3 separate regions of the Homo sapiens genome follow, and all the other regions are linked to region 1. A link is a loop called in an ENCODE intact Hi-C map of the cell type or tissue named here. Cell type or tissue: heart left ventricle. All regions are shown on one strand. Region 1 overlaps TCF12 (transcription factor 12). Region 2 overlaps LOC105370832 (a long non-coding RNA gene). Region 3 has its middle 65 kb from the start of LINC03065.

The links. Hi-C counts contacts between places; a loop is a spot of excess contacts. Peaks named below come from ENCODE experiments on the same cell type or tissue, not always from the same donor. Only the 100,000 strongest peaks of a DNase experiment are listed, where the experiment ranks them.
Region 2: it touches region 1 in a loop (4-fold over the local background); 40 of 110 quality-filtered maps call a loop at or near these places.
Region 3: a loop joins it to region 1, with 3 times the contacts of the local background. A loop is called at or near these places in 39 of 110 quality-filtered maps.

What each region holds. Positions count from the first base shown.
Region 1 is chr15:57,142,496-57,150,495 of GRCh38, forward strand. The region is part of intron 5 of TCF12 (transcription factor 12); the gene reads left to right. Among named protein-coding and RNA genes, the nearest start is that of SNORD13D, 130 kb to the right of the region's middle. In heart left ventricle, a CTCF peak has its summit at 4,083 (motif pointing right); no DNase peak of the experiment used is centred here; H3K4me3 peaks cover 809 bases; H3K27ac peaks cover 2,230 bases.
Region 2 is chr15:56,492,041-56,500,040 of GRCh38, forward strand. It overlaps LOC105370832 (a long non-coding RNA gene), which reads right to left. Exons shown (of 4, transcript XR_007064652.1): 2 at 4,873-5,033; 3 at 3,643-3,751; 4 at 108-460. Among named protein-coding and RNA genes, the nearest start is that of MNS1, 31 kb to the left of the region's middle. In heart left ventricle, a CTCF peak has its summit at 4,697 (motif pointing right); no DNase peak of the experiment used is centred here.
Region 3 is chr15:56,818,464-56,826,463 of GRCh38, forward strand. No RefSeq gene overlaps it. Among named protein-coding and RNA genes, the nearest start is that of LINC03065, 65 kb to the right of the region's middle. RefSeq lists an enhancer at 5,704-5,873. In heart left ventricle, a CTCF peak has its summit at 3,427 (motif pointing right); no DNase peak of the experiment used is centred here.

The DNA.
Region 1 (8,000 bases):
CCAAATCTGTACATTTTGAACAACAAAATAAATAGTGATAGTAATAGATTTATAATTCTTTGAATAAAGTAGGAAACTATAAGTCTATGCTGATATATAAATTATGCTGATAAATGAATAAAGTTTTGTGAGAAACAGGATTTTTACCTAGTCTCAAAATACCTTCTCACAAAATGCTTATCAACTAAAGTGGGAAAAGGTAACTTTTCAGTTGAGGAGCCTTAGCAGACACCACCTAATGAAGTGGTCGATTCACCATCAATAATGGGATAATTCAGATTCATGTGCCACCTAACAGAGTGCATTGAGAACACAGCATCATTTCTGTGTTACTCTTTCCAATCTAATCTTAAGGAAATACCATGCAAAATAAATTGAGGGACATTCTAAGCTACAGTATGAAGGATATGAAAGTCAAGAAAGTTGACGAGAATGAATAAGACTAGCATTTGATAGCACAATGTGACTGCATTCAATAATTTAATTGTAAGTTTTAAAATAACTAAAAGAGTATATTTGGACTGATTATATGTAACATAAAGTATAAATGCTTGAGGTGATGGATACCGCATTTACCCTGACATCATTATTATGCATTGCCTACCTTTACCAAAATACTTGATGTATCCCATAAATATATACACCTATTACGTGCCCCCCCCCACCAAAAAAAAAAAAAAAAGAAGTAAAGCTAATGCATGATTCTGAACTTGGTCCTTTTGTTAAAGGACATTATTGAGACATTTGGTAAAATTCAAACAGGGTCTGAAGATAGTAATGTATAAATGTTAATTAGATGATTCTGATGGTTCTGTCATGCTTATTTGTACAGTACACATCAGCACATACACACCGAAGTATTTTGTGGGTGGTAGAGCATCGTGTCTGCTGCTTATTCTCAAAAATAACTAAGGGGAGGAAGTTTCATTTACTAACAACTTTTATGTAAGCTTGGGACATTTTAAAAATTAAACCGAAACAGCAACAAAAAAGGATTGTTTTGAACCTGAATGTGGAAATCTCAATGTCAGAATATTTAAAAAATGGATTTTGTGTTCCATGTATAGAGAAGGAAAAAAATCTTTTAGGTTTTAAGCTGGGTTGTAGGTTTTCTGACTGGGGCCCTGTACATTTGTGTGGCAATAGGTTAACAAGAGAAAGGCAGACAGAGGTTTATTCACATGTGCATTGCCTATACACATGAGTGTACCCAGAGACGAGTTACTCAAAAGACTGTTTAAAATTTGGAGTTTGTATACCTAACTTGGTAGAAGAAAGAGAGGGAAAAGTCAGGGCACTTATGGTAAGCAAATGACTTTTTGTAAAAATAAATGGGTCTTTAGGATAATAGATTGGAGATAGGCTACTTTGTGACAGTGTCTCTCTGGGTGTGGTGCTTACTTCTGTCTCCAGTAAGAGAGATTAGAGTTGCTCCTGGGGAGGGTTTTTTTGACAATTGAGTTCTTTTAGGAGGCTCTGCTTTTAGGCAGATAAGGATTTCAGAAACTGAAATGCCTTCAGCACAAAATAATTCTTATGCCAAAGTGTAATATTTTAGGATAGCATATCCTGATCCACCTTCACATGCACTGGGAAACTTCTATTAGTTTTTGAACAGTGGAGTGTAATGAAGATGATGTTCTTGTATGGATAGATGGGAGCAAAGAGAAACTAGAGGCAGGGGTATCAGTTGGGAGCCAAATGCTTATGTGTTCATCCACAGGAATCTAAACTGAGATGGTGATTGTTATGGGCAGAAAGAAAGGGATAGATACGAGGCACATTCTAAGGATTATCTTTTGGAATTTGTTCACTCTTAAAATGAAAGTGACAGAAAGAGAAATAGATGATGCGTAGTACAAATAAGTTCACATTCTGGACCAGAACAGGGCGTATTCCTGAACTTACTTGAAAATAATTTGATGACATCTTACTGTTTAATGTAAATGCTTTTAATGTAAACAAGTAGCATTTAATTACATAAATTACTTAGAGTTCTTACACTTTATAGGCTTTCTTTTCTTATACTTGTGTTCCTAAACTTGTGACCGTTTTGTACTGATGATTGGGTAAGTCAAATCATCAAATGACGTAACTTCGTTTGTTTTTCCCTCTCTTTTTGAGACAGCTTCTCACTCTGTAATCCAGGCTGGAGTGTGGTGGCACGAGCTCAGCTCACTGCAACCTCCGCCTCCTGAGCCCAAGTGATCCTCCCACCTCAGTCTCCCAAGTAGCTGGGACTACAGTCACACATCATCATGCCCAGCTAACTTTTTTGAATTTTTTTGTAGAGATAGGGTTTTGCCATGTTGCCTAGGGTGGTCTTAAACTCCTGAGCACTAGAGATCCACCTGCCTCAACCTCCCAAAGTGCTGGGATTACAAGCATGAGCTGCCATACCTGGCAGACCTAACTTCTTTGTGCACATGTTATATGGGTTACTTCACATGCATGAATTCTTTTAAAGATTTTAGCTTATCTGTAAGGAATATACTATATACTATGAGCATTTAAAAATACTTTTCCTGTATCAAATACAATGTTTATTGTAGAAAATCAAAATATGGATGAGCCAAAAGAAAATAAGAACATCCCTTATTTAAGAACATTTAAACATCTTAATAAGAACATTTCCATATGCCCAGGGCTACTGTGCTGCTTTAGTCTTCTGCTCTAAAGTTATTCTGCAGGGTATTCTGTCCATAGCTAATATTGGGAGAAAGGCAATCTAATTAAGCTTATTTACATTAATGAGTATTGGTAATGTGTTACAGTACAGAGAACCTAGGATTTGGAATCAGAACCTGAATCTTAGCAGTGTGCTCAGCCTTCACTACATTTATGACCTTTGGTAATTTAGTTGACCTCAATGATTCTCATTTATAAATGATTTCTCATTTATAAAATGGGAATAATAAAACTTGATTATCAGGGGATTGGTGAGTGTGAAATAAGATAGAAAATGCACAGTAAATGTAGTTTGAAATATGTAAAAAAAAAATGTGTACTAGGGATCATTGATAATGAGTGATGGACTTCTAATTCTTACATTATTTGCTTTTTGAAGTTTCTTGGTCACCCATATTGACCACAGATTGATAGAATCTTAGCTGTTCATTTAAAAAATATATTTTAGAGAATGAAAAAGGGAAAAAGAGTTGGTGTAGGAGTCACTTTGGTAAGCACGCTGACATAGCCTCAGTTTATATACTCAGGGATGCCTTCCTAGAGCTGTTCCTGATTCTCTCTTTCTTTGAATCCACCTGATCTCTAAAAGCTAACTCTATGCCCAAAGGTCAGTCAGCCTCTCCTTATGCTACTCTGCTCCTGCTGCGTGATAGTTGAGGGTAGGAAGGCTTTTGAGTTTAGAGCAGCGTTTCTGAAGCTTTATTGCTTATAAGAATCATCCAAGGATCTTGCTATAAAATGCAAGTTCTAGTTCAGATCATCTGGTATGGTACCCGAGATTCTGAATTTTTACAAACTTCATGGCCTTGCCTCTGATCTGAATATTACACTTTGAGTGGAGTTAAAAAACATGAATGATGTTTTTTATGTGACTTTTTATTTCTAAAGCTATTTGTAACTTAGGGTATTACTCATATTGTTATTACATATACCCTTTAAGATTTCATGTTAATTTCTTCTATTTAATACAGTCTTGTTCTCTGTGTAAAGCCTCAAACTCATTAGTTGCCCCAGGGTAATAATGAGGGTAACCAGTACTAGCATAAAGTGGTTACACAGGAGAACCAATACCAAAGGAAAATGTAACTGATAGTAGCAAGGTTTTTCTTTCATTCTTAAAACTTTGTCAACATCTCTCACTAATAGTAAATTAAATGTGAAATTTAAAATGAAATTACTAGATATACAAATTTGTTACATTTTCACCATGTTACAGAGTATTCATGTAAAAATCACTTATATTTAATAGCCAGTGTATTCATATTGTTTTAAATTAGGATTTTGTCTTAGGAGAGTTATCAAGTTCTATTTATTTCTGTGATACAAAAAATATTCAAATTTATATTATAGAACTCTAAGGAAATGAATACCGGATTTAGTCAAGGCAGAAATACCAAGACACAAGGGGGCACTGTCTTACCATAATCTGACTGATTTTAATTTAGCTTTTTGTTTGCTGTGAATGTCTTTCGTTTCCAAAATTCTGTCTTCTTTGTAGTTAATCATGAAAGCTTAAATATTATACATTCCTCTAAAGCTGTAATACTTAAATCAACTGAGCTTTCAGATTTCACAAATCAAATGTGCTCTTAGCAACATTTGGGAACCTTTCATTGTATTTGGCGTGAAATTGGGAAGAGTGGATGATAATTAGAGATGGTGTAACACACTGTTAGTGTTTAGGTCTGCGGTGGGGAAAATCACTGTAAAAATAATTCAGTTGATTTGGAGAAATATAGTGCCTCTGTTAGGCAGAAATGAGTTGGGATAAAGATTGAACTGTTATAAGCTGCAGCTGCATTTGCCATAAAATACCAAGTTGGTGCTGATGAATGTTTTGTTTTTATTGTCATGGAAACTTGGAGCTGGAGAATGGATATTCTATTCATTTGGGAAAATAGCAGTGCCTTGCATAAAACATAAGGGCCTTCCAAAGCAGTTCCTTAAATAGATATTGGCTGAATATAATCCAAAAAGTTGAGGAAGTAAAAGTGAAATAAATGCAATCATTTCTGGATCACTTCTTCCATTCTCAGTACTAACAATGTAACTATATATTCAGTTATTAAGCTTATTACTTCTAGAAAGTTTAATTCCAGTAAGCATGGTATTTGTTTAACATCAGTGTAATAGTTATCTAACCCTTTAGAGCTATCTTTATATTTATTTCCTTAGTTGTAAGATATCTTTTGGGAACTCTAAACCTATATCCTATTAAACAACTACTTCTGATCCCCAAATAGTTTGTTTTTTAAATTAATCCTGCTTATCTGCTATAATCTTTCATTGAAATATTTTAAAGCATTTTATACTTTTTTTAAAGCTTTACCCAAAATAAACTCTTACCATAAAAGCACTAAGTGAGATCTTTGCATGTTCTAGGGAAAAAAAACAGAAAGTATAAAATAAAAAACCTATAAAGGTGCAGTTAAATCCTTGTGCATATTTTATAAAATTATGAATGGAAAGAGACAGTCACAGGAACAGAAAATGCAAAGGAGTTTTGGGTTCAGTTATCACATATGTGATAATAGCAAAATACAAATATGGAAAATGATAGTAAAATGTAGATAAAGTGACAATACAAATTAAAGCAGAGTTCCTAAACTTTATAATAGGAAAAGGGGAAATTGTGAGTTATAATGGTTTTACCAAAGGTTACTGGCCAAGTTTCATTATCTCTGCAAGGGAAACTAGACTTTTTTTTTTTTTTTTTAAACAAAGTCTTGCTCTTCTGCCCAGGCTGGAGTGCAGTGGTGTGGTCATAGCTCATTTCAGCCTCCAAATCCTGGACTCAACAATCCTCTCACCTCAGCCTTCGAATAGCTGGGAGTACAGGTGCACGTCACCATGCCCTGCTAATTTTTTTTTATTATTATTTGTAGAGACACGATCGCACTATGTTGCCCAGGCTGGTGTCAAACTCCTGGGCTCAAGCCATCCTCCCACCTTGGCCTTCCAAAGTGCTGGGATTACAGGTGTGAGCCACTTTACCAGGTCGATTTTTGTTAACAGTATAATAAAAAGAAAGAAAGAAAGAAAGGCTAGAGTGGGGTTATTTTAGATAGTTTAGTCAGAGAACCCTTCTCTGAGGAAATAATATTTGAATAAATGCAAATGCACCTGTAGTCCCAGCTGTTTGAAGGCTGAACCCAGGGTTTGGAGGCTGGAATGAGCTATGATCACACCACTGCACTCCAGCCTGGGCAGCAGAGGAAGACTTTGTTTAAAAAAAAAAAAAAATTGTCTAGTTTCCCTCACAGACTTAATGCTGTGACAAAAGAACAATTCATACAGAGGGGCTAACAAGCCAAACCAGCAGCCTTCAGTGGGAGGGAACTTGGAAAGTTGGAATGTTCAAGGAAAATGACAAAATACAAGTTTACAAAAATTGTTTTTTCAAAAAATGCTCAAATGGCCAGGCACAGTGGCTCATGCCTGTATTCCCAACACTTGGGAGGCTGAGGTGGGTGGATCACTTGAGTCTAGGAGTTCGAGACCAGCCTGGGTGACGTGGCAAAAAAAAAAAAAAAAAATACAAAATTTAGCTGGGCATGGTGGTGTGCACCTGTGGTCCCAGCTACTCAGGAGGTTGAGGTGAGAGGATAGCTTGAGCCTGGAGGTAGAGGTTGCAGTGAGCCAGGACTGTGCCACTGCACTGCAGCCTGGTTAACAGAATGAGACCTCATCTCAACAACAACAGAAAGCTCAAATGTACTTACAAGCATTATAACTAACAACAACGTGACCAGTTTTCCCACGTGAGACGGGTCTAGGTGTAGTCTTAAATCTATGTTTACATTGCCAGGATATACAAATCCCTCGGAGAAAGAACAGGAGTGCTTTAAGATTTTTCAGTATAAATTTTACTGTTAGTTAGCATATAGTTTGTCAAAATATTTTAATGAAATCAGTGACTTTTTAAATTGAATATAAAAGTGTCAAAATAAATGTAAATATGACGTAGCTTGCATAGTGAGAGACAGACCTCTAAGAAGCAGTAAAATTTAATAATAGCAATTTTCACCAGTGTTTTTCATGCCCTGTGGTTATCTGTAGCATATATTTAGAGTATATGTATGTGGGCAAGGGTTGGGGCCAGGAATTAAAGACCTACACAACAAAATACATGATACTGAATTTGGAGAACTGGTCACAACATGCCAAAGAAAATAGAAGAGAACTAGGAACTGGACATTGTATTTCATAACTGAAATGATGAGAAAGAACTGGAAAATTGCCAGCCTTTTAACCTTTTAGAAATAGCTATGTGTGTAGTTAGTACAGGAGATCATTTTCTTAGAGCAGTTTGTTCTAAATTCAAATATGTCAGCAGACTTAGTGGAATTCAAAGTATTTTAGAAATAAAACATCTAATGTTGGAAATAAGAGAGCACAATATCATAAAAACAGAGGTAGTTTAACAAAGTTTTTAGATTGTCCAAGAGTTTATCAAACCCATTATCTATTATGGTAAAGTCTCGCTGAGTAGGATGTTTTTAACTTAGGCTACTCCAAAAAGTAAAGATAGTAGCAAATGTAGATCCAACTTTTCAGGTTATCTTCTACCTCATGCACTACTCTAAGCAGTCTTTGTTTGTTGGAAAGTCTGATTATTTACAGAAGTCAAGTTTTGTTATGTTCTATCTTTTTCTGATCTGTAAAAATGGGTTTGCTAGAGAAAGACTAGGAGAAAGCTTTTTTATTTTTTTCCTTTAAAGGGGGTGTGTGAAAGGGTTTCTAAGAGGTATAAAAACCTTAGGAAGTTTCATAGTGGTCCTAACTAAATCATTACTTTTCAGACATTTGACAGTAGGCACTCCATGAGAGCAGGAAAACAAGGTGAGTCCTGAAGTTACCCCCACTCTCTCACTGCCTGTAGGAAGATTCTGGGCCACAGCAAAAAGACGAGATAATCAAACGCAGCCTGGCAGTCTTTGTGAGTTGAGAAGACAAAAATCAGAATTCAGAGAAGCTATGGGACTAGGATTTATAGGGTAAAAAGGAAGGAGCAGAGAGAGAGCAAGGGAGCTCAAGATCTTTAGAGTTTGGTTCCAAGTCTTTGGCCAAGTACTGACATGTACATGCATGTATATGCATGAGAGGAAACAACTTGAGACCAGGGAAAGCTCACACAAAGCTGGGAATAATTCTTTCTCCAATGAACCAAAGTGGAAAGATCTCATAATTAACAGGGCATGTGTAGTCTTCAAAAGGGTATTGTGTTGGTGGTGCTGAATTAGACCTGGACTAAAGGGTATTCTTGACCCACTGTTAGAAATATTAAAGGCAAACCTGGAAAAGGAGCAAAC
Region 2 (8,000 bases), 650 kb before region 1:
TAAATGGCTAATGTCCTGATTGATTGCCCTGCCTCAAAGAGGGTGACACTAGACAAGGTGAAATCACAAGAAATCACACATTTACTAAATGATTAGCATGGATCATATTTTCTTGCCATGTATATAAATGTTTATTTGTACTAAAATTTGGGACACAGAAACTTAAGAAATAAAAAAAGAATATTGCAACTACAAAGCCATTGTGAATTATCCTCAGTATCCCTGAGAAGAACCCTCACGCTATGAGGAGGACACTCCAGGGGACCCCGGCATGGAGGGGTCTCCCATACTACTTACTCCCAGTGCCACCAGATAGACCAGCTGCTGCAGAGCCTGCAACGTGAGAGTGGAGTACCTGAGAGGCCCCCTTTTCATCCAAAAGCCACTTGCAGAAAGCCTCTTAATGTGGCTGTCATCCAGCTTCCAGCTAAGCTGAGGGCAGGAGACTGAAGACTCATGTCTAGAAAGAAGAAAGAATAGCAAGTTGATTGGGCAGTCTTCTAAGTTGAGTTTGCAAAAAGCAGTGCATTATCCAGTACTCCTCTGTGCCTCCCATACTGCTGTCCTGGCACCCTCATGCTTTTCCTCTCCCTCTAAATCCTAAGGGAATAAGAAAAGGGAGATAAAAGCAAGCAAACAGAAATAAAAAAAAAGGATATTGCGTGGAGACTTTCTTTGGCCACTAGAGATGCCCAGTGAGGGTGAGCCAGATGAGCAGAATCAAGAACAAGGCTGGAGCTGCTACTCCTAGAGGTGGGGCAGGACAGAGTTCCAGGCAGCATCAGGGAGAGAAAACAAGGGTGTCCTGACTTGTCTGGAACCTGCTGTTCAGGCTGGAGGGCTGTGGAAAGCCAACCCCAAGGAAGAGTAAGGAATTAAGAGGAGAGGTCTGAGCTGCAGAGGGCTAGGTTGCTCCTGTCTGTGCTGTCTGAACTGCTCAACCACTGTGGCTTTTCTCAGAAATAGGCTCCACCTGGCATCCCTCCAGATGAAGTGCAAACTCTAGAGGCAGAGTATGGGCTGAATTGAGAGAGAAGTGGCCAGCACTCATGCCCAGACTCCAGGAGCACAGTTTGAACCCTACATAAAATAGAGTGGGGGCCAGGACTGCAGCAGGTAGAGTAAACACACGGTCTAACGTGCTGGGGCGAGACCAGGTGGGGTCAGTGCCCTGTCTCTGCCTGACTCTGCCAAAGGAGAGTGGGACTGGAAGCTTCCCTGCACTTGTGGGGTGTGGATAATAGGGGACTAGTGAAATTTAGAAACAAGAAGAGAGGCAGCTTTCTTTCTATGGGGGAGCTGGGGTTGGCCACATCAAGAAGAGCTCCAATTCAGGCAGATCAAAGTGTTCTTTCAGTAAGCCCTCTGGAGGCTCAGTGTCTTAGTCTGTTTTGCGCTGCTATAACATAGCATACCTGAGAAGACTGGCTAAAAGCAGAAATTTATGTCTCATATTCCTAGATGCTGGCAAGTCCAAGATCAAGGTGTTGACATCTGACCAGGGCCTTCTTGCTGTGTCATAACATGGTAGAAGGACAGAGAGAGAGGGACCAAACTCGTCTTTTTATAAGGAACATGCTCCTGCCATAACCGCATTAATTCATTCATGAGGGCAGAGCCCCCATGATCCAAACACTTCCCATTAGGCCTCATCACCCAACACCATTGCTTTGGGAATCAAGCTTTCAACATGTTAACTTTGGTGGGTCAGGGAGGAACATTCAAACTATAGCACTCAGCATGAATTGTAGCCACAATCACAGTTGGCACATATGACTCTGTGGTCTGGTTTTAAATTGGACTTAAAGCTTGGTAAAGGCCAAAATGCATTCAAACTTGGGTACTCTTCCCCAAACCCCACATATCAAATCCTTCAAGATTGGGTTCAGGTGCCACTGTCTCCATAAAATCATCTGAGTCTCTCAGCTGACCCACTACCTCCCTCACCTGAGATTCCACAGCCTTGTTTTCACCTTCCACATGGGTTTCCATCTTTGATAACTGGTGCACACGTACTCTTTCTCATGCCTCACTGAAAGGTCTGTGAGGCCAGTGCTCCTTTCTTGGGCATCTCTGTCTCCCCCTACAGCACCCAGCACAGTGGCTTGGAAGTTTCACTAGATGCTTGTAGAACAAATAGAGCAGCAGTTCTCTGGATCTGTTTTCTATTGTGTTAAAGGCAGAAGCTATATAAATGTTTCCCCAAAGTCATTTTTCTGATTCTCTAATTTAGGTTAAGTATTAAATACCTACCACATATCTGATCTTGTGTGTTCTGATTTCAAAGAAATGAAAGACACAATTGTGATCTCATTGTGGTAACACAACATAGAAGGAACAATTAGACTATGAGACTAATATAATAAATTGCTTAATTGTACCACATTGTAAGAGGAGATCAGAAGAGGGAGAGCTGCATGTGGTCCAGGGAGGGAAGGGAGAGCTAAAAGGGAGAGTAGTTGGTTACACTAAGCTTTGAAGATGGGTAGGATGTGCACAGGATGGCAGCCCTACTGATGTTGCAGCCCTTGCCCTTGATGCCCTGCCCTGGGCCTGGAGCCTGCAGTGACCCATCTCCTAGAGCTGTCCTGGTTTTCTTGTTGTTGGTTATGCCTCCCAAGCAGAAATTGCAGTAGTTATTGAGAAGGGACAACCATCAGGACACTTCTTGGATTTTTGTTTCTCATAAACTGAGAAAACTGGGCTGGGCTGGCTGAGAGTCCTCCGTGACTACACCCTCCTTCTCAGCTAAGTAGGAACAAGTTTCATTACAATGCTTTCCACTTGTCAAACACAGACCTTCCTTGCCCTGATCAACTGGGATGAAAGCTCCCCACTTCTTATGGGGCCACCCACAATCTGAGGCTTTACCCTTGCCATGACACTTGGGGTATCTTGTTCAGAGTTCCCATCATCCAGCTGTTGGAAAAGTAATTCCAGTACTCAGCTGGTGGTCATAGAAACTTAACTGTCCTCAGTTCAGGGATATAAGATTCCTTTAAGCCCTTCTACCTGAGAGATTAGACTTTCATTCCCCAGAGTCTGGTCGAGGTCTGGTTTAATAGGTAAGACAGAAAGCCATGGATCCTCAGAGGTAAGTTTGTGCTTTATCTGTCAACATGAGACATGGTGAACAGTGCTGCCTGGAAACCAGTCTCAGGCCCCGGTTTTGCCCTTTCATCCAGATAAAGCAATTGCTCTGGAATAACATGATCTGCGAGTCCAACAAACAGGCACACCCTACACTCAGCACACAGGCTGGCATTGTTAATATGGCATGCTTTATGGCTTCCCAAGAGAGCTTTGCTATGTTTCCTACCATGGCCACCATTTTCCCTCCCCATATAAGTCTTTACATCTTCAGTGCCTAGCCCAGAACTGGCATGCAAAGACATTCTATAAATGATGCTGAATCCTGAGGGAGACACTTGGCAGATGAATGACACTAGCTAATACAGCGTTTAAAGGCATGGTGTGACACAAAGATAAACATAAATATCCTCTATTTCTTTCACAACAGTAACTTTGAAACCCCATCTTTTGGAAAAGCATTGTCTCCACTATGATGCACACGTCAATGATTCTGCTTATCAAATTCTGTTGAGCCAGCATGGAAGGAACAACTCTCTGTAGTCTATTTACCTTAAGGAGCTCAGTCACATGTCCAGCTCGCAGCCTGTTTATCAGGATGAAGGATGCTCTCTGGAGAGAGCAGACAGCAGGACAGGCCGGGCTCAGATGACAGTCTGCCCTGTGGAGATTGACTTTAATGAAGCACAGAATAAACAGGAAGATTAAGAGGGTGCAAAAATCAGTGACAAGTTCTAAGTTCACCTCTCTGTTGGAAATGAAATGTTCTCTGTACACCTGAGAGCTGTCTCTGGGCTATAGATGAGGGCATCTGTTTGGTTGCCAATGATTCCATGCTATCCAAATCAGCCTCTATGTGAGCGCAAAAAAGTTTTCTCTTAATTTACAGACGTACTTCTATGCATTTTATTTAAATCTACCCACAAGGAAATTTTATTTAGAATGAGTAAAAATATTGGATTTATTAAAGGGTTTGAGAAAATATTTAATAGGCTAAGATGTTACCCTGACAAGCAGAGATTAAATGTTTTTAATATTGATCTTTTATAAAGTCCTTCCACATTCCTTTGTGCTGAGAAATCACGCTTTCTCAGCCATTCGTGACATAAAGGTGTAGTCAGTCCTGTAGGGATGGCTCACCTTATAAAAGAACTAAGTTCCTGGATTTAAATAAAAACAAAAACTAGTTTTCTTCACAACACAATGCTACTTGTTTAGGAACTTAATGTCATTTAGACATTTCATTGTACATTGTTTCAGTTCCTTATTTCAAATATGATTTTCAATAAATATTTAAAAATCTAAGTTACAAAATAACCAGAGGGAATAGTCCAGAATTCACACCCATCTTTTGGAGATGACAGTTTTGTTTAGAGGATCCAAATGGAAATATTTTCTCATGTCATCATTGTATGTTTTTCAAAAACATAGATATTACTAAAGGTGATAGCAAAGTATTCATTTTATATATATAGCATATTCCTTATTATTTAATCAAACTGTGAGAACAATTCATGTGTATGTGTGGGTGTAAACATATTGAATGCTTATCGAGCATCATGTAATCCTGCTGATAGTATTGTAGCATTTGTACCAGTAGATGGCACTCTGATTCAAATTGATATTCTAAGCTCCCTGTTGTCCAGCAGTATCGTTTCTTCGGTGGTAAATGGTAAGCACAGTGTACTAATCTGCCGGCATGTACCCAAGTGAAAATGTGTCGTAACACAAAAGTAACTCAAAACAAGATTTGCAGACTATTTTAGGAAAGCTGACATGTACCTGGGTAGAGTGCACAGTCATAATACAGTAATCAGAATGCCTGGATCCAGAAGGGATTCGTTGAGAACTTCTCTACTGAAGGGGCTCGTTAAGTAGACTTCATGGAATGGAATGGAAGGAACATGTGGCAGCGAGAAGCAGATATTCTAGGTAGACGTTGCCTTTAGGAAGGTAACCAGAGAAGTAGTTATGAGGAATGTGATATAGTTTGGGTCTACCTTGAGGAAGTCCTCTGAGACAGGCTTAAAGTCAATATTTAAACTTCATACCATGAGGAGAAAGTGGAGAGGGGGCAAGAGAAACACAAGCTAAGCAAAAAATAAGCAAACAAGACATGGTCAGCCAAAGTTATGCCTGGCATCCAATTTTCACTTTTGATTATTTATCATAGTAAATAAAACTCAAATCAGCCAACTGAGCCGCCATTTTTAATTTGGGGTTGTAAATAAGTGTAAGTTGTTACATTTATATTTTACATTATGTAATTCTGGAGATAATTCAACATATCTTAGTCAAATGGAAACACTGAGTTTTCCACCTAAATGTAGAACTCTGAACCACATGTCTCCGGCACTTCAAAAAGCCATCCACTAGTCTTTAATTTTTCGTTACCTTAATAAGTAATTTCCTAACCTTCTGGCTGTTTCGTCTGCAAATTCTGTGTATTGTTCATTTATTTTGCTTAAACTTACAATAACCGAGAGGTCACAGGGAAAGAAATGTATGTGTGATTAGGATTTCATTTGCAATTATTTTTAGAGCATTTGAGGCAATGGAGGAGTCTTAATTGGTATTATACTTTCTAATGCAAATTCTAAGTTAAAGCAGGAAAGAGATGTTTTAAATAATTCAGCAGCAACTGTACCAAATGAAGAATTAGTTAAATCTCTTTAAGGTCTCAAGTACATAGTAAACCATTAATGAAAACTACGTTGTTTAATCTACAGAAAGTGTTTTCCGTTTGCCATATGTTACCAGGACTATCACTAAAATAGTAATTTACTGTGAGGATGAGGCTTTAAAATGCTGTGCTGAGGCCCTGGGTTCTGGAACCACTGGCTAGGTCAGCACTTTGTGGTTTTAAGCAGCGATGTGCCTTGGGTAAGAACAAGAGAATGAGGTTCATTAATTCTTGAAATGCCTTAAACACAGACATTCTGTACTTTTTTGTTGTTGTTTTCTTTTTTGGAAGGGTGAAAACATCCTTAAATAGGTTTAGTACAGAGATTGGTTAGTTCTCCTCAAGAATAATAACATCTCCCTTTGAATTTCCATGACTGTTCATTGGAACAGGGCTTTGAAATTTGCTGAAGCCAGGGCTTTTATGTGGCCCCCATTCTGACCAACAGAACCAGTCTACAGATGACTAGGTGAAGTTAAGCGTGGAGTGTGGTAGAAAAGCACAGAAGAAATGGAGCTGCCATGGTGCGGATCAAACCCATGACCGAAGTCGTGTGGGCCACTGCTCTTGAGCACAGCCAGTCACTCTGAGTTTGTCACTGCTGCTGCCATTGTATTGCAGGTTTGCTGGCCCTGGTATTTTAAGATAGTTGGTCACATTCCTTAACTATGAAAATACATGTCCTGTTCAGGTAAGTTCATATGACTAGAGGGAGGTGCAGGGTTGTATTAAGTGGGGTGAATGGTAAAAGATTAATCTAGAATAATAGGAAAGAGGGTCACATTATGGAAAATGTTGGACACCCAGGACTTGGGTCTCATAGAAACAGGTCTGAGGCTGAGAACTTAAACACATTCTGACTTAGTCCCAGTAGTTTATTACACATTTGCCAAAGGAGTTGTAACTTAAAATTTTATTTCCAACCATAACCCACAAAAAGAATCGCATAGCCCCTAAAATATTCATGTTATTGCTGCTGCATGTTCATGCTAGAATTTGAGGTTTGCCTTCAGCTACACCTTAGCACAAAAGAAATCATACTAAAAATAATTGCCATAAAGGCATCAACTTGCTCATTTGCTCTCTTTCACTGTAAGACAATAAACAAATTAAATGATATCTCATTTGCCTTTATACATTTGCATATTTAAATGTTTGGAAACTTCCCTGCTAAGGAAATTGGGCCTCATCAGACAGACTAGTAGTGGGTGAATACCTAAAAATTTCAAATGTATTAATTCTTTCTGATTATTATTAGAAATTTTCATCGACTGTTAGACTATATCAATGGCATATTGTTGAATAAATGAAGCAGATTAACACAGCAGTATGCCATTGTGAAAAAAAAGTGATATACATGTTATATATTTATTTTCCAAATACACATAATGTGGTAATACACCCACACATAAAAACCAGTATGTCAGCTTTGGGAGACCGAGGTGGGAGGGTTACTTGAGGCCAGGAGTTTAAGATCAGCCTGGACAACATAGTGAGATCCTGTCTCTACAAAAAAATAAATAAATACAAAAATTGGCTGGGCATGGTGGTGCATGCCTGTAGTCCCAGCTTACTCAGGAAGCTGAGATGGGAGGATCAATTTAGCCCAGGAGTTGAATGCAGCAGTGAGCTATTATTACCACTGTACTCCAGCCTGGGCAACAGAGCAAGAGCTCGTTGCAAACAAAGCAAAAACCAGTAAGTCACCATCCCATGAGTACAACTCAAGTCATATTAACATTTAATAGCCAAACTAGAATGGCCCTGAGTCCCTCTTCTCTTTATCTGGTTTTTTAAAAAGTTCACGTCCCAAAATATTTCTGAGAGCCTCAGGAATGCTCACATGCATTAAAAAATATTAGTCGCAGGCTCAACCACCCATTAATGTGTAGCCTTCGTTTACATTTCTGGTAAATTTTATATTAGTTCACACAAAGCATGAACTATGAAAAAAAGGGGGTTCCAATTTAAATAGCCACTTCTGCCAACCAAAGCACAGAGCTTTCTCATTTTATCTAGGCAGTAGCAGTTTGGAGGTGATAACAAAGTATTCCCTCTCTTTGTGTTTCTCAATGTCCAAGATGTCCCAAAGTAAGGTAGTTTGATGTCCTAGTGTTCCAGTTCACAAAAGGTACACACATGCACACACACACACTTGCACATTCACATATACATATACACATTGCCTTTTTCCAGTCTATATACCACCCATAGAACCTAAATTGAA
Region 3 (8,000 bases), 320 kb before region 1:
GTCTGGGGTGGAGGGAACACATTTGGTCTTTGAAACAGCCAAAGGACATTAAGGGCCAGTCTTAAAAATAAGGAGGAGATCAAACTGAGTAACACTGTATGACTATAAAGCAATGGGCTGGTGGTTCTTGTGTGGTTTATGAATAGGGTGACCAAACTCAATCCATTTTGCCTGGAACTTTCTCAGTTTTAGGACTGGACATCTCCCTCAGTTCCAGGTAAATCAAGAAGATTTGCCTAAGACTCTCCCAGTTCTATAGCCCCACATTCTGGAAAACAGAAATAATCAGTCACCCTATTCATCAAAAGAGCTCTGAAGGTAGTTCCTAACAAGAAGTTCCAAAATCATTTAGAGCCATAGCACCTGACAAACTAGGCTTCCAATATAAGGGTTGTTCAGAAAACAAAAACAAAACAGCCTCATTCATTTAGTCACATATTATGTGAGAAAATAAATATTCACCCTGACTCCTATTTAATTAGAAGTACCTTTACTTAGATACTTTGATTCAAATACAGGGCCCAAACACCTCTCCACAAATGTTTGGTTGAAGAAAGCTTATTTACCTAATTAGAATATTTATGTGCCATCATGCATGTTTTATTTTTATATTAATATATCTCTTTGTGTTTTATTACAAAAATCTTGCTTTAAAAAAGACATTCAAATTTGTTTTTCATTCATCTGTAAGCTACAATACATGTAGTTACTATGTGTAGTAATCAAAGTGTGTGTGTGTGTGTGTGTGTGTGTGTGTGTGTGTGTGTGGTCTTCCATGAGGAAGCAACCTTCTTTATCCTCATCTTCTCTAAACCCTAATTCATTTGTACTTTCACTCATTTTCCCAAGGAATATGTTATTCCTTTAGAAGTCATTTTTAATGGCTAGAGAAAGATAAAGAAGGCTAAATAGGAAAGCCTTGCTCAGAAAGCCCTGTTGCTCCTGCTGCTGCTTTGAATAACACCTTATGGTTACACTATGTTATCCTTCTAAAATCTACTTTACATGGTTTCTCATATGTGTGAAGACCTTCATCCCTGAGAAGTGAGGGCCTAGGCAGGCTGGGAAGAGATATGGTAGCTGGGAGCCTGGGACATGTCTGAGGCTCATTGGAGCTGAAGAGGTAGAGATTCAGGGGAAGCATTCTACGGAGAAGCTGAATTTAAAACCATTTGGGCAGTACCAAAGAACCATCTTTTCTAAAAGGTTGGGTAGAGACAGAGTATCCATCCAAATATGAGGACAAACTGGGAAAATCCATTGTGAGCAAGCAAGTTTAAAACACAGCACAGAGGGAGAAGGTAAAAAAAATATTTAAGGTAGGTTTCTTAATTTTTTTATAGGATGCCAGCAGCCTTAGCCTGATGTGGGAGGAGGCTCTAATCAGGTCTGGCTCTTCTTCCACATTCCACTCCACTGGGTGGTGTTTTTCACTGGGTGACTACAAAGTCTTAACATGTTTAGGTGGGTTCTTAGTTGAGGTGGGAGCGTTTCATGTGTTTGCTTCTCTAGCAGACATCCTTTCTCAAGGACAGGTACCAGATCTGGCAGTGGCACTTCTGAGAATCCAGAACCTTTTGCAAGACACGTGGGCTCTTCTAACTCAGTTGTCAGGGTAAATTACTTGGCTCTGTGTCTAGGGCAGAGTCTCAGTGAACTGAGCTAGCATGAGCTGGCTGAAACAGACCTCATCTCTGCTTTTACTAAGAAAATAGAAACAACCACAAGACAACTGTAACATTTCCCACCAGCATTCTCATTAAGTTTTGCCTTTCCTTCCTTGATGATGGAAAAACTGTCCTAGACTCTTAGTCCTCCTAGACCTTGTGACTTAAGCCCTGGATTCCCCATCACCTACTCAAAGGCTTTGCTCTTTTCATCAATCACTGTCTCCACCATCTCTACATCTCCACTCTCTGTTTGATCATTCCCATAGCAGATACACATGCTATAATATCTCCTGTCTTTAAAAAACCTGTCTTCTCTAGAATTACACCCTCCTCCAACTACTCCCTCCTGCTTCTCAGGCCTCCTTACATCATCATTTCTAAAGCAAGTTGTCAATACTCAGTGTCTCTCCACTTCCTCATTTCATGGTCTCTTTTCAGTCTTCTCCAATCATGTTTGCTTCCCTATGATTGCACTGAAGCCATTCTTCTCAGGATCACCAGTGAGCTCTACATGTCTTAAATCCTCTGAACAATTTCCCAGCCCTTCTCTTACTTGACCTCTCAGTGGATTTTATTTCACTTGGTGAACCACCTGGAATCTGAGTCAACGCACTGTCTCGGTTTTCCTCCTGTGTCCCTGGATTGGCCTCTTCTGAGTCTGCTGGCTCCTTCCTCTTATTCCTCATTTTTTAATTTCTTTAAACATCTTCTGTTCTTTAAATACACTCGTTCACTTTATAGGAGATCTTATCCAGTCCCATGGCTTTAATTTCTGTCTCTCTGTCAATAACTCCCAGATCTATATTCTCTAGCCCTGACATTTCCCCTGAGCTCCAGACTTAACATATTCTGCCACCTACTTGACATTTCCATTAGATGTCTAATAAGCATTTCAAATTGAACATTTTCAAAATAGAACTTGGTCTTATCTCCCAAACCTGTTTTTCTTACAGTTTTATACACTGCAGCTCCTGGCTTTACCATTCATCCAGCAGCTCAGGATATAGACTTGAGGCTCATTCTTGACCACTCTATTCCTCTTACACTCACATATCATAAAAACCCAATTGTGTGGGCCCCTGCCAGACCTGACTACCTCTATTAGTGATGGCCAGGACGGGCTATCTTCAAAATTCCCAGCAGATGATTTCCAGGATTAGTGCTGTAGTCTTCCCTCGTGTGTCTATGGCTCCCAGGATTGGGTATGAAATGGTAAACCCAAAGTGCTTGAGGAAGGTGACTCTGGTGCAAACTGAGTTCCCGCATCTAATTTAGCCACTCCAACTCTATGACAAGTGATTCTTAATCCCAAGGAAGAGGAGCAATTATACTCTTTCAAAAGCCGGTTTCCTAGAGAAGGAAACCCAGAGGTGGAGACTTCAGGGCTGGGTCTTCCAAGCACTAGATATTGCTCATCTCAGTGGATGGAGACATTCACGTGGACTGGGCTGGGTCAGGTAGGTCAGGGGAAGGCAGGAATACCTTAAGTAAGGCTTGTTAGGAGACTGCATCTGCATCTGAGAACCAAGAAAAGCCTCCATCCCTTTTGAGCATGTCAATTATTACAACAGACTATGAAAAGAAATGTGTAGGGAATTGTCTAATGAATTCCAGGAATTGATAAATATATTTGATAAATCATGTGGGCTCTTCCTCTGGGACTACAAACACTTGAAGCATAATGCAGATGTCTCGACTGGACAGAATAGAGCCCAGTAATTCTTCCATTCTCTTGGACATGTACTTTTCAGGGTTGGCCTGCAGGTGGTGGTGTAGCCCACAGAGGACTTGAGGACCTGTCTGGACAAAGGACTCACAGGATGTTAGATTTAGATTCGTATATTAGGATTTTGTCCAAGTAGCTCATGCCTCCTTGATCCTGCATGAGAAGATGACTAGGGCCTGCACAGCCAAAATGACACCATAATCTGCCAGATCCCCCCTCTCCCATTGATGTCAAAGCTCTTGGACCAGTAAGCTGGGTTATCTACAACCTCTTCCCTGTCCAGGCAGAGGATAAGAGAAAAACTCCCTCCCAGATACACTCAAAATGTACTTCCCACGTGAGGTTGCTAGTGCCTTTGAAGAGAGGGCATCTGTGGGTTAAGTGGCCAATTCATCATGGTGCTGGTGTTGTTGCTCCCAGACTCAGTACATGAAGTTAGCATCCTCCCTTTCCCCACACATTCTCCACCCCTGCCAAAGCCTTGGAAATAGAATTGCTGTCCATCACTGGCTTGGCAGGAAGCCACACATATTTGTAGTGGGGTCACAAATTCATTCACTCTGTACTCAGATGTGCGAGGAAAATATAGCTTCTGTATTTCTCCATAACTCATCTACTCATCCACAGGGAATTGGGAAAAAAGGACCCTAAATTTATCCCCTTCAGTTAAACTTAGTTCAGCTCAATAATTCAGATGCCTTCTTTATGTAAATTATCTTTAGTTTCTTTAGGTAAAATACGGTCTTTACATTTTCTCTCCATCTCTTTGTTGTCCTCCAAGTTAGTGACTCTGTCTCTGTTTAGTGGGGTCTGTAAGAATTTAGATGACCCACGCAGCAGAGATATTATCTGAATCCTCACTAACCAAAGGTGAAGTGGCTAGATTTTCTGTTTACTGGACTGGTGACCACTGAAGGTTGATTTTTCTGGTTTGGCTTTTTGAGGTAAAGTAATTTCCTCTGGAATCTGTGTTTCTGGCCATCTCAAAGTTTCTACTCAGGTACCTCTTTGTTTTAACCAGAGCCCTTTGGCGTACCTCTGTGCTCTCAAAACCTCTGTCTCATCAGAACACACGGGACTTGCTAGATCACCTGTACAACATCCCGGCCATGTAAGCCCAGGAGTGATGGCTCAAGCTCATCTATCAACCCACCTACTATACCACCTCCTCACCATCACTCCTTGCCAAGACTCTGGCCTCTGGCCTTCTCACTTCTTGTCTTCCTCATTTCTTCCATAATCCCTTGGAACTGGAAGGGGCAGTCTTTGGGCAACTCATTCACCCATGTACTATCTCCCTTCCAGGGTAGAGCAACGCATATCATGACCTAGCTTTCATAGGTGGTAAGGTTATCTTCTTTTTTCTTAAGAAAAAAACACTATGAGTTGAGGGCCCCATCTTAGTTCATGGTATGCCTTAAATCTGAATTTAAAAATCCTTTCTGGACAAAGCCTAAGTCTTGCTATAGATCAGTACGAACAATAATCAAAGCACAAAGGTCAGAAATTACTTTGTTGTTTTAGAGTTATGCTGTGCAATATGGTAACAGCTCCATGTGTCTATGTAACTTTAATTTTTAAATAATTAAGGTTTTTAAATTCAGGTCCTCAGTCATACTAGCTACAATACAAGTTTTCAGAAGCCACATGGGGATAGTGGCCACTATGTTGGACATCAAATATATAAAACATTAGCAGCATCACAGAAAGTTACATCGGACAGCTATTCTAGAGGCTGTCTACCCTTTTCCCTTTTCTGAGGCACTAAAACGCTTTTTCTTTTTGGTGACGGAGTCTCACTCTGTTGTTCTGGATGGGGTGCAGTGGTGCAATCTCAGCTCTCTGCAACATCCACCTCCCAGGTTCAAGCAGTTCTCCTGCCTCAGCCTCCCAAGTAGCTGGGATTACAGGTGCCCGCCACCAAGCCCAGTTAATTTTTGTATTTTTAATAAAGATGTGGTTTCACCATGCTTGCCAGGCTGATCTTGAACTCCTGACCTCAAGACCCACGTTGACCTCCCAAAGTGCTGGAATTACAGGCTTGAGCCACCGCTCCTGGCCTAAAATGCTTTTTAGATGGGTGGGAGCTTCCCAGAGAAAAAACAATTACTTATAATGGCCGCTGCTCTGCACTCCCAAGACGCGGGTTAGTCGATAAACCCCACCCACTTCCCCAAGTGCCGGTGGTATTCTTCTCTGTTTCTCCTAAGGAGAGGCTACATAATTTATGGAGCCCAGTAAAAAGCAAAACTTTATTCACAAATTATTTTAAGTTTCAAGCTATCAACACCAGAGCATGAATCCAAGTACAAGGTCTGAGGGCGGGTCCCAGTGTGACTGCATAGGGCTCGCACCTAGGAAGCTGGCCTTCTTTGAAGAGAATTGCACCCAACAGAGATGTCAAGGCAGCACTGTGGGCTCACTGGGGAATTTACTTATGAGCAGCAATGCCAGAGCCCACAGCTGCACTAGTGCTGACCAGGCTCAGATGTTAACTCTGACAGCTGCCCAGGGAATGCCTGTGGCTAGATGGAGCCACCCAGCCAAAAAGAAGTGACAGGAAATAAGGGCCCCAACATGTTGTATTGGAAAGCCCATTGCTGGAAGCTCTGGACATGTCAGCTGCTTCCAGCTGGGCATGTTTCTATCATAGCCAGGGTTGTGTCCAGCCAGGAAGGCTGAGACCTGTCAAGTCCATCATTTTAGAAACTGCTGAAGGATGGGGAAAAGGCAACACACCCAGGAACTACGGCACAGAGAACTATGGCCAGCTTTCTTACCTGGACTCTGGCTGTGAGCAGAGCATGGTGTCCAGGAGCCTGTGTGCAGAGGAGGTCTTACCTCCCCAACCTGAGAGACAAAGGGATTTGAGGTGGCTCACGCCTGCAATCCCGGCACTTTGGAAGGCTGAGGCGGGTGAATCACTTGAGGTCAGCAGTTCAAGACCAGCCTTGCCAAATGGTGAAACCCTATCTCCATTAAAAATACAAAAATTAGCCAGGTGTGGTGGCAGGCGCCTATAATCCCAGCTACTCGGGAGGCTGAGGCAGGAGAATTGCTTGAACCTGGGAGATAGAGGCTGCAGTGAGCTGAGATCGCACACTGCTCTCTAGCCTGGGTGACAAGAGTGAAACTCCATCTTAAAAAAAAAAAAAAAAGAAAGAAAGAATCTACTAGTAAGTCAAGTAGATGGAAACAGAGGAAACCAGACAAAAACAAAAAGATGTGAGGTGGAAGGTGAGACTTGGAACTTGTAAATAGTCTGTAAGATAAGTAAATTAACTCCCACAGCTTTTTAGAGTATAGCAGATTGGTACCTACACATAGAAATAATTGGCAAAATGCAGTAAAAAATAACTTTTAAATAAACAGCTGAATGCAAAAGGAAGAAAACGGTTTTAGAATAAAGAGAGAGGACGAAGCCGCAGTGGGTTCAGCCTGACTTGACCCCAGCTCAGCTGATAGGCTCAGTGGTTCTTGTGCAGAATTCTCCTTGGATGCCCTTGTTGCTCATATTGACCCCTGGCTTTTGGCCTGGGGGACCCAGGCCCCAGGCCACCTTCTCTGTTTAGGTTCAGAAGCTGCAAAAGAGAACTGCCTGAATTCCCTGAGACACAGGCTCTGGAGACCCAGGAGAAGTCCTTGGAGGAAAACCTTGAAGAGCTACTCCTGCCATGAAGAGGGAAATAGAAAAGTCCAAATCCGCAGTCTGAAAAAGTAGTATGGAATCCTGGGCTTTTCGTTTCTCCCAGGGGTCTTTTAAATTTTAATCCTACCTTCTAACTTCCAGTATAGAGGAAAGGGGAGAATAAAGAAAAAAACGGCTGGGTGAGGTGGCTCACACCTGTAATCTCAGCATTTTGGGAGGCCGAGGAGGGCAGGTCACTTGAGGTCAGGAGTTTGAGACCAGCCTGGCCAACATGGCAAAACCCCATCTCTACCAAAAATTCAAAAATTAGCTGGGTGTGATGGCGCATACTTTTAATCCCAACTACTTGGGAGGCTGAGGCGGGAGGATCACTTGAACCCGGGAGGTGGAGGCTGCAGTGAGCCGAGATCATGCCAGTGCACCACTTCAGCCTGGGCAACAGAGTGAAAAAGAAAAGAAAGAAAAAGACTAGCTCAACCTAATAGAAAGTAGAAAAGAATAAAGAATCAAAGTTAAAGAATAACTGGCTGAAGGAGGATTGCTTGAACCTGGGAGGCAGAGGTTGTAGTGAGCCAAGATCGCACCACTGCACTCCAGTCTGACTGACAAAGTGAGACCCTGACTCAAAAAAAAAAAAAAAAGATAAATAGAAAACACAACATGAACCATGTATCAATAATCAAAATTCATATAAATATTAACATATTGAATTTCCCTACAAAAAGATGGAGATTCTCAGGATTTTTAAAAATTCAGCCAAGAGACTACCTAGAACTTGATGACACAGAGAAATGATTATGTAAATAGATGGATAAACTGTACTAGAAAAATATTTTTTTAATTAAACGTAATATTATCATCTTTTTTTAAACTTTAAGGCAAAATAAAAGTAAGGGATAAAGAGGGCCATTATATAATGATAAAAGGATAAAAAGATAAAAATAAGAATTCACAT